Linked DNA regions of Homo sapiens: region 1 is linked to region 2. Evidence: chromatin contacts called from ENCODE Hi-C or POLR2A ChIA-PET data. All regions are on one chromosome and are shown on one strand. The core of a region is the stretch at or near the end of the contact, and the rest is flanking DNA. Distances in the headings are between cores, read along the strand shown.

The links. Hi-C counts contacts between places; a loop is a spot of excess contacts on that map. ChIA-PET counts read pairs that join two places held with the same protein, here RNA polymerase II (POLR2A). Pooled maps may share reads with other maps.
Region 1: a map of endothelial cell of hepatic sinusoid shows a loop between it and region 2 (2.4-fold over the local background). The contact joins two enhancer-like sites. A Hi-C loop is called at or near these places in 2 of 168 maps with a recorded cell type or tissue (endothelial cell of hepatic sinusoid and right cardiac atrium) and 1 of 50 pooled maps. POLR2A ChIA-PET finds 5 or more read pairs at or near these places in 1 of 52 experiments (AG04450).

What each region holds. Positions count from the first base shown.
Region 1 is chr4:128,842,449-128,846,717 of GRCh38, forward strand. JADE1 (jade family PHD finger 1) reads left to right here. Exons shown (of 11, transcript NM_199320.4): 3 at 505-590; 4 at 3,927-4,084. Among named protein-coding and RNA genes, the nearest start is that of JADE1, 35 kb to the left of the region's middle. Within about 2 kb of position 2,728, at least 15 of the 41 ENCODE cell types and tissues checked have a DNase peak (open chromatin) inside an H3K27ac peak, as active enhancers do.
Region 2 is chr4:128,557,269-128,561,221 of GRCh38, forward strand. No RefSeq gene overlaps it. Among named protein-coding and RNA genes, the nearest start is that of LINC03140, 11 kb to the right of the region's middle. Within about 2 kb of position 2,211, at least 8 of the 41 ENCODE cell types and tissues checked have a DNase peak (open chromatin) inside an H3K27ac peak, as active enhancers do.

The sequences.
Region 1 (4,269 bases), core at 1,478-3,977, 290 kb after region 2:
GCCACCACGCGAAGCTAATTTTTGTAGTTTTAGTAGAGGTGGGGTTTCACCAAGTTGGCCAGGCAGGTCTTGAATTCCTGACCTCAGGTGGTCCACCTGCCTTGGCTTCCCAAAGTGCTGGGATTACAGGCGTGAGCCGCCACCCCTGGCCTGATATTTTTTCAATTTGTATTTAGCAGCATGAGACTTTGAACCTCTTCAGTGCAGGCTTATGGGTGAAGACTACACCTGCATGGTGTTCTTAAAGTCCTCTCTTCTGTTGGGTGTGGTCCTTGATACAGCATCCCTGCACAGAATGAGCACATTAGGCCTGCTTATGAGAGGTGAGAGTTAAATAACTGATGGACGTGGAAGAGCTCTGTGAGAGCCAGGAGGGCATCACAGGTGGTCTCATGGTGCAGTGCTGAGGTGAGCCTGGGATGAGTTTGGGTAAGAAAACCCCTGAGAACACTCAGTGACCCCTGCAATTTCTAATGGTTCTTATTTGGATATTTGTTTCTTTAGGCCTGTCAACTACTTGGTCCCAGAATTCCCGATCCCAGCATAGGAGAAGCTCCTGCTCCAGACATGAAGATCGAAAGCCTTCAGAGGTACTTCTTGAATGCTTGCCTGACCGTGCATGAATATATGCTATCCCATATGCCTAGTTGAGTGGTATCTATTTGTGCAGTCCTGGGCAAATTATTCAAATCCTTGTGCTCCAGTTTCCAAATCTGTAAGACGGGGAGAACACAAGTGTCTACCTCATAGGATTGTTGTGAGGATTAAGTGGGTTAATTCACATAGACTAATACATGCAAAGCATGTGAATAGTTGCTGGCACATAAAAAGTGCTCAGTAAATGTTAGTTATTATTATTAATTACATTCTTTTTTTCCTTTCTTGTTGCATCTTCGCTGGCTCCCAACAACTTTTCTTCCTCTGGCCAGGATATCAGCAGGTTCAGCTGCTGCCAAGTCACTGCCAGCCTCAAGTTAGTTTTAGCCATGGGTTTGTGGCTTATTTGGCAACAAGCAAAACTCTGGGACTTTTGTTTAGGGGATTATGCTGAAGGCTTTCCCCATTCTTTCTCAATTTGTTTCTCATCTTATGTTTCCTCTGCTCCCTAACTTTTGTTATCTATCTATCTAAAGTTGCTTTTAGGTGCATTTCTTTCTGCTGGTCTTTGTTTAGGGGTCCTTATGAGACCTGAGGTCTGTTTATTCTAAAGACTTTTGCTAGGCTTTAAATCATCGAAGAAAAACATTTTATTTTATCACAGTTTTCAAGTGAGAAGGTTATAGGAAGAGTTTCTTTGGTTGAATGCTTTGCTTTGTGCTGCTTCTTATGGGATGAGTTCACAAACAGCCTCATCCTGTAATGGCAATGCATAGGCAGATATTCCTTGGAGGAACTTCCCAGGCTCTAATAGGGAACGTCAGAAGGCTGCCCTGCTGTGGAGTGGAGGAGTTATTTGGTTGTGGAATAGCTTCCTCCATGAGGAAGTAGTTTACATCCTTTAGAATTGTGGAAAACCATCCCAGGAGGCACTTTAGCATGAGATCAAATGTACTTGGGAAGGTAGCCACTTCTTCCCCTTACTTTATTTCAGGCCTTTTTTCCTTTGAACCTTTAGTGCTCTCTTCCTTTTCTTTGCCAAGGAGTGTCTCTGCTGCTCTTTATTTCTTAATTCCTTGTGCTGTGTCTGTAACCCCCAAAATACCTTTCTGATGTTCACACTAAACTCCTGTTACTTCAGCACAGGAATACAAGGGGGACTTAGCAGCTGTGACCTGGTGTGACGAGGGCTGGTCCCCAGTGGTGTAGTTCGAAACCTACTTCCAGCAGTGACACCAAGCATGGAGAAGGGGGCCCAGCAGCACGGGTTGCTGTGCTGGCTTTGTCCCAGCCCTACATTTTGGTCCAGATGTTTTTCTCAACCCTGAGTCCAAACTATATGTATGGCACTAACATACTCTACCAGAGACTCCAGAGTTGACGTCCATTTGAGGGCCTTTGTTTCAGTTCTTGACTGAGTCTTTGAGCAAAGGAATAGCAGGCTGCCTTTTTTTCATTTCATTGCTTCAGTTTGATTTTCTTTCTTTTTTGGCAAACTCCTTTGTTTTTTATTTATATCAGTTAGTTGGAATATGTTTTTACCTGATTGGCTCTTGAAGGTATAGGCCCATCTCTTAGGTTTTAAAGTACTTTTCTCTTGGGGGCCAGGGAGTTGGTGTCCACTGGGCTGGGCACCTGCTTCTGCGGCTCTATGCTTGAAGGGAAGGATCCTGGTATTACACGTGATTTTTGTGGGAGGTGCATGGCCTAATTCTTGCTTGTTAATAGGTCTTTAGAAATGAAGAGTGGCATACTGGGGAATAGTCCGTATGGAAAATGACAGGCAGGAGAAATGGCCTCTTTATTCAGACACTGCCTCAGACTTTATTATGGGGAAGTTTATTAAAGTGATCACTAGCCTGAAAAGCCACCAGGAAAAACAAATATGGACCTATTAGCAGGCGTATGATGTGAACTGTGCTTAGTAGCACAAGAAAGAACTCCCTGTCCTGAGAAAAGAGAGTTCAGCATTGTGACTTGTGTAAACAGACAGGGCAGCTTACAGATGCAAGCTTGCTCGATGCCAAACACAACTTTGGGCTGGTCCTGATGTCAAGGTCAGAGCTTTCTTATGCAGCCTTAGACACCAGTGGGCCAAGGACGAGGCTTGAGAGGGAGCCAGCTGTGCAGCCCTGGCTGGGAGGCGGTGTTGTGCTCCACCCCAGGGGCAGGCCTCACTGACCAAGGATGAATGCCACAGGCCCAGGAGTCTGCAGTGGCATAGGCACTGGGATGGCTGCCTTTCCTGTGGTTTCCTTCATTTGGCCTGTGATAAGGAATTGGGGAGCTCTCTCGGTAGAGGGGCACTGTTGGATCTGCCTGTTTTTGGCAGAGTGGGGAGAGGGTAGTGACTTTCTCTATTTCCTTTCCCCACAAATAACTCTTCCCAGGTAGAAGTTTTGCCAGGTGAAGGTGTGCAAACATGTTTTTTGCAGGCCCATCAACCCAGTGGCCTGTGGTTGCTTCTCTTCCAGATTTTTCTAGGCCAGCCCAGACCTTGACTTCACCAGCTACCATACCATAAACCCTGGTGCCCTGGGAGGTAGGGCCTGGGTGGGGGCAGTCTCATTATAGAAGGTGAGTCCCTGGCCAGGAGCAGTGGCTCATGCTTGTAATCCCAGCACTTTGGGTGGCCGAGGCAGGTAGATCATTTGAGGTCCTGACCTCAATGGTTTGAGACCAGCCTGGCCAACATGATGAAACCCTGTTTCTACTAAAAACACAAAAATTAGCTGGGCGTGGTGGCGTGCACCTGTAATCTCAGCTACTCGGGGGTGCTGAGGCAGGAGGATAGCTTGAACCTGGGAGGCAGAGGTTGCAGGGAGCCAAGACTGTGTTACCGCACTCCAGCCTGGGTGACAGAGCAAGATTCCATCTCAGAAAAAAAAAAAAGGAGATGAGTCCCTGGTGGTTCTGGGTTTTGGCTTGAAGTTGTTACATGGTTAGTGGAGTTATATTTCTAGAGCACCCTTGAGTGCAGTATCTCCCTTCAGAGATTTCCAGGTACATGTTTTCAGCAGCCCTTTTGGTGAACTGAGAGACATTTTTCAGAGGCGGACAACAAGATTTTTTGTTGTTTTTGTTGACGTTGTTGTGGACACTATGGACTGAGGGAGTGAGAGGGCAGTGTTCCCTCAGCACTGCCACCCCCCATGCCTGAGTGAGGTAAAAGGCGTGTCAGGCAAAGTTTTTCTGTAATAGGTCAGGCTTGTTCTATGTTGATACAGTGACCTTGTTACATGGCAGCTCCATGGTTACATTGCAGCTGCCAGCACTCTGAATAAGAATGCAAATATCAAATGTCAGTGTCCCTTTCTCTTCCTTTCCAGGTGTTTAGGACAGACCTGATCACTGCCATGAAGTTGCATGACTCCTACCAGCTGAATCCGGATGAGTACTATGTGTTGGCAGATCCCTGGAGACAGGAATGGGAGAAAGGGGTCCAGGTGCCTGTGAGCCCGGGGACCATCCCTCAGCCTGTGGCCAGGTAGAGATGCCCTGAGGACAGAAGCCTCTCCACCCACCCTTGCTCTTCTTCCCTGACAGCAGGCATCTGAGAAGAGACAATTTCTGTGGGAAGAGACAGTTTCTGAGTTAGCATTAAAATATCATGAGGCCTCAAGTGGAAATAGAAATTCAGGAGCAACATACTTCAGGCATACAGGGTAGTGG
Region 2 (3,953 bases), core at 961-3,460:
TTTTTTTAGGCAGGGTCTCGCTCTGTTCCCCAGGCTGGAGTACACTGGCACAATTATAACTCACTACAGCTTTGAACTCCTAGACTCAAGTAATCCTCCCACCTCAGCCTCCCGAGTGGCTGGAACTACAGGCATATGCCACCACACTCAGCTAATTTTTTCTGGAGAAGGGTTCTCACTCAGTTGCCCAGGCTGGCCTCGAACTTCAGGCCTCAAGCAATCCCCCCACCTTGGCCTCCCAAAGCCTGAGATTCCAGGCATGAGCCACTGTGCCTTGCAAACTAGAACTTTTAAACAAAATTTTTAGGCACCAAAAAGTTTGGGATAACAAAAGAAAACTACATACTAAGGAGAACATAAAAATGGACTATCTGGTTTGCAAGACTCAACTCTTAACTGTGTTTCTGCCTCTATTGGAGGAAATCATCAACCTCTACCACTTAGCCATAGGCCAGGTCCCAGAGAGTGATGAGTCTTCCCTTTCTATCTATCTCAGGCTCCCTTTTTCCATCCAGGGACCCCTTTTCCCTGGATAAGAGATAGGGGGAATGTCTGCCCCTTCAGCAGACATTCAAGCCCTCCTTGGCAGAGCCTTATTCTATGACCTCTGCAAGCTCAGGAGGCACCTGGATTGCTCAGCAGCCCCAGGAGACACACCAGAGCATAAGGGGTGTTGATGTTTGGGACACTGTAGGAAAGTCAGGACCAAACCCAAAATGCTTTCTTATAACGATGCTTCTTACCCTTATTTGTGTTTATAACATATTTGCAAATGTTAAGACTCTTATCAGTGTATTTGAAGAAATTAAAAATGAACAAGTCAACAACAATTATAAAACAATCATTTTGGTTGGGCGCCAGGGCTCAGGCCTGTAATCCCAGCACTTTGGGAGGCTGAGGTGGGCAGATCACTTGAGGCCAGGAGTTTAAGACCAGCCTGGGCAACATGGCACAACCCCATCTCTTCTAAAAATACAAAAATTAGCTGGGTGTGGTGATGCACACCTGTAGTCCCAGCTACTTGGGAGGCTGAGGCAAGAGAATTGATTGAACCTGGGAGGCGGAGGTTGCAGTGAGCCGAGATCGTGCCACTGCACTCTAGACTGGGTGATAGAGCGAGACTCTGTCTAAAAAAAAGAAATTTAAAATAAAACAATCATTTCTATAATATAAAAACTTTATCACTTTTATCAATAAATTTTATCAATTTTAAAGTGATAAGAAAAGTGATAAGCTTTGCTACTGTTGAATAGAACAATGTATTGATCTGACTTATATTCTCCAGGCCTCATGTGGTCACCACCTATGTTCTATTCCCAGAAGTTGCTCCTTTGTTCTACATCATGTTGCCTCTGCTCATTGAGCTCTGTGGTCCATCTGATGGACATCGTAAGAACAGGCTTCCTACGCAGATGTCACCAAAATCAATGTTGCATGTTGTTCAAAATTTGTTAGCACACTTACAGAGCTTTCTCAGACATACCAAAGTGCCCATGACCTTAGTTGACAATCACAGTACTACATTCTTAGGGTAACTTGAACAAGGTCAGAATTTTTATATTACGTAATTGTGACTAATCTTGTTATATGAACTTGCTTTTAGTATACATATATAGGTATATGAAAAAATATTTGCATTTAAATTTCCTCCATGTGTGAATTTAGATGTATGAGTTTAGGGGGGTGTGTGTGTTTTATATAAACAATATGGCAAGGAATGCTGGCTAAAATACAAAGATCTACAGATGACTCTCTCAGGATGGGCCCTTGGGTGTTGTGGTGTGGTGACTACCTCAAAACAAAGGGAAATGTTTTGCTATGAATTTCCTGTTCATGGAAAACTATATGGTTGAAAAAAAAAAATCTTCTTTCCTCTTGAGAACTGTCCGTGTGCCAAAGTAAGAAGAAGCTCCTGAAAGGATTACTCAAGCTTCCCCTCCCCCACATCTTCTCCTCATCCCCAAAGCCTAATAATTCTGAAAAAGATGAAATGGAAGGGCACTTGTCACTAAACTTCTTAGCACTTTAAAATAGCCAGACGCATTGCCTGAGACTATGGCAAGTTTGGACTCACACCAGCCGTGAAAATACTCTGTCTTTTTTTAGGAAGTAAATTGCATACACATCACAAAGAGTATTCTGAAAGTGGTTTTCTTTCTGCTTTGTCTGAACGACTTGCACGTCAGCCTTAACCATGCTCTGAGCTCATAAACATGTTCTTCAGCTTGCCAAACTCCCCAACCTCTGCTCAGTTGCCAGAGTGGCGGCATTGTATTACTCCGTTGCTAGGAGGGCAAGACAGCTGAATCCTAGGCCTAGAAAAGATGTCGAGATGGTATATGTAATGTCCTTGTTTTATAAATGAGGAGCTTAAAGCTCAGAGAGACTGCATGGCTTGCTGGAGGCCACAAGCTTGTCTGTAATAGTCTTGGAGCTGGTTGATTCTGCCTCCTCAGTTGATTCAAGGCTGTAACTCCTGCACCATTACTGAAGCCCTTTGAACACTGCCAGATACTATGTAAATGTAAGGTATCTGTGGAAGGCTGAAGCTGCCAGACGTTTGTCTGTCGTAACGAAGGTTTCAGGGTAAGAGGAACTCTTTCCTTCAGCCAACTCCCTCTGTCTCTTCTAAAATGACTGAGAATATACAAGAACCTTTTAGCCTCATTATGTGAAGCCTTGAGAATATAAAGTTTGTGAGCTGGACACAGTGGCTCATGACTGTAATCCAATCGGAGCTACTCTGGAGGCCGAGGAAGGAGGATCGCTTGAGCCCCCGTTCAAGACCAGCCTGAGCAACATAGCAAGACCCTATCTCTAAAAAGTTAAAAAATAAATTAGCCAGATCTGGCAGCACATGCCTGTAGTTCCAGCCACTCGGGAGGCTGAGGTAGGAGGATTGCTTGAGCCCAGGAGGTCTAGGCTGCAGTGAGCCATGATCATGCCACTGCACTCCAGCCTGGGCAACAGAGTGAGACCCCATCTCTTTTAAAAAAAATGTAAAGTTTGGGGTAATTTAGATATGAGGACATATTCTTACAGAATAACTTCAAACTAAGCATTTATTTTCAGAATGGTGAGTACTTATAAGAGGAGTTGTGTCTAAAATCAGTAGTTCAGAAATGATTTCATGAAAATAACTTCATCTTCTAGGTTTAGCATCTAATTCTACAAAGAAAAGAAAATATTATACTTATGACATATTACTATGTAACATCCTGAGGCCCACTGACTTGTGATTGGTTTTATTCATTTCATTCACATTAATCTTAGTTTTTATCCTTCCTTCAAATGTGGGCTGGATTGTTTGACATTGTGATCACACAGAAGTAACAACATACATGATTCGCTCCCCTAATTCTATAACGAACTCTCACACAATTGCATTGTTCCATTAAACCCATCACTTGCCCTTCACCCCTTCTTTCAGTGCTTCCAAATTTTTGAGGTTCAAATATGCATTATCTTATCAATAAAGACAAAAATCTACCAGAAATGGAGGAAATATAGCAGAGCCATTTTCTTTATGACAAAAAAAAAAAAAAAAAAAAGGAATCATCTTTTGCTTTAAATGGGTTACATCAGACAACTTTTAAAGCATATTTCCTGTGGGTCTGATTTGGGTTGTGATATCTACACAGACCGTGTAAACACAGACCGTGTAAACACAGACCGTGAGATTTGCTTTCTTTGTTTGGAGAAAAGATTTCCTGAGTTCCTTGTCCCAGGCTAATTTTTAGGGCATCTTCATGGAATCTCATCAAAGTTTACACACAATCATGTGAAACAATTATATCTGAAGTAACTTATTTACTGATTGGCCAGAACTCAATGGAATTTATTCTCCTGTCATTGCCTGCAATCATGCTCTTGGATCTCTCTTCCTCATTCATGGCTTTGCAGTTGCTTTTAAGTGTAGTATTAAGGTCTGCTGGAGTTAAATCTCCCTGCTC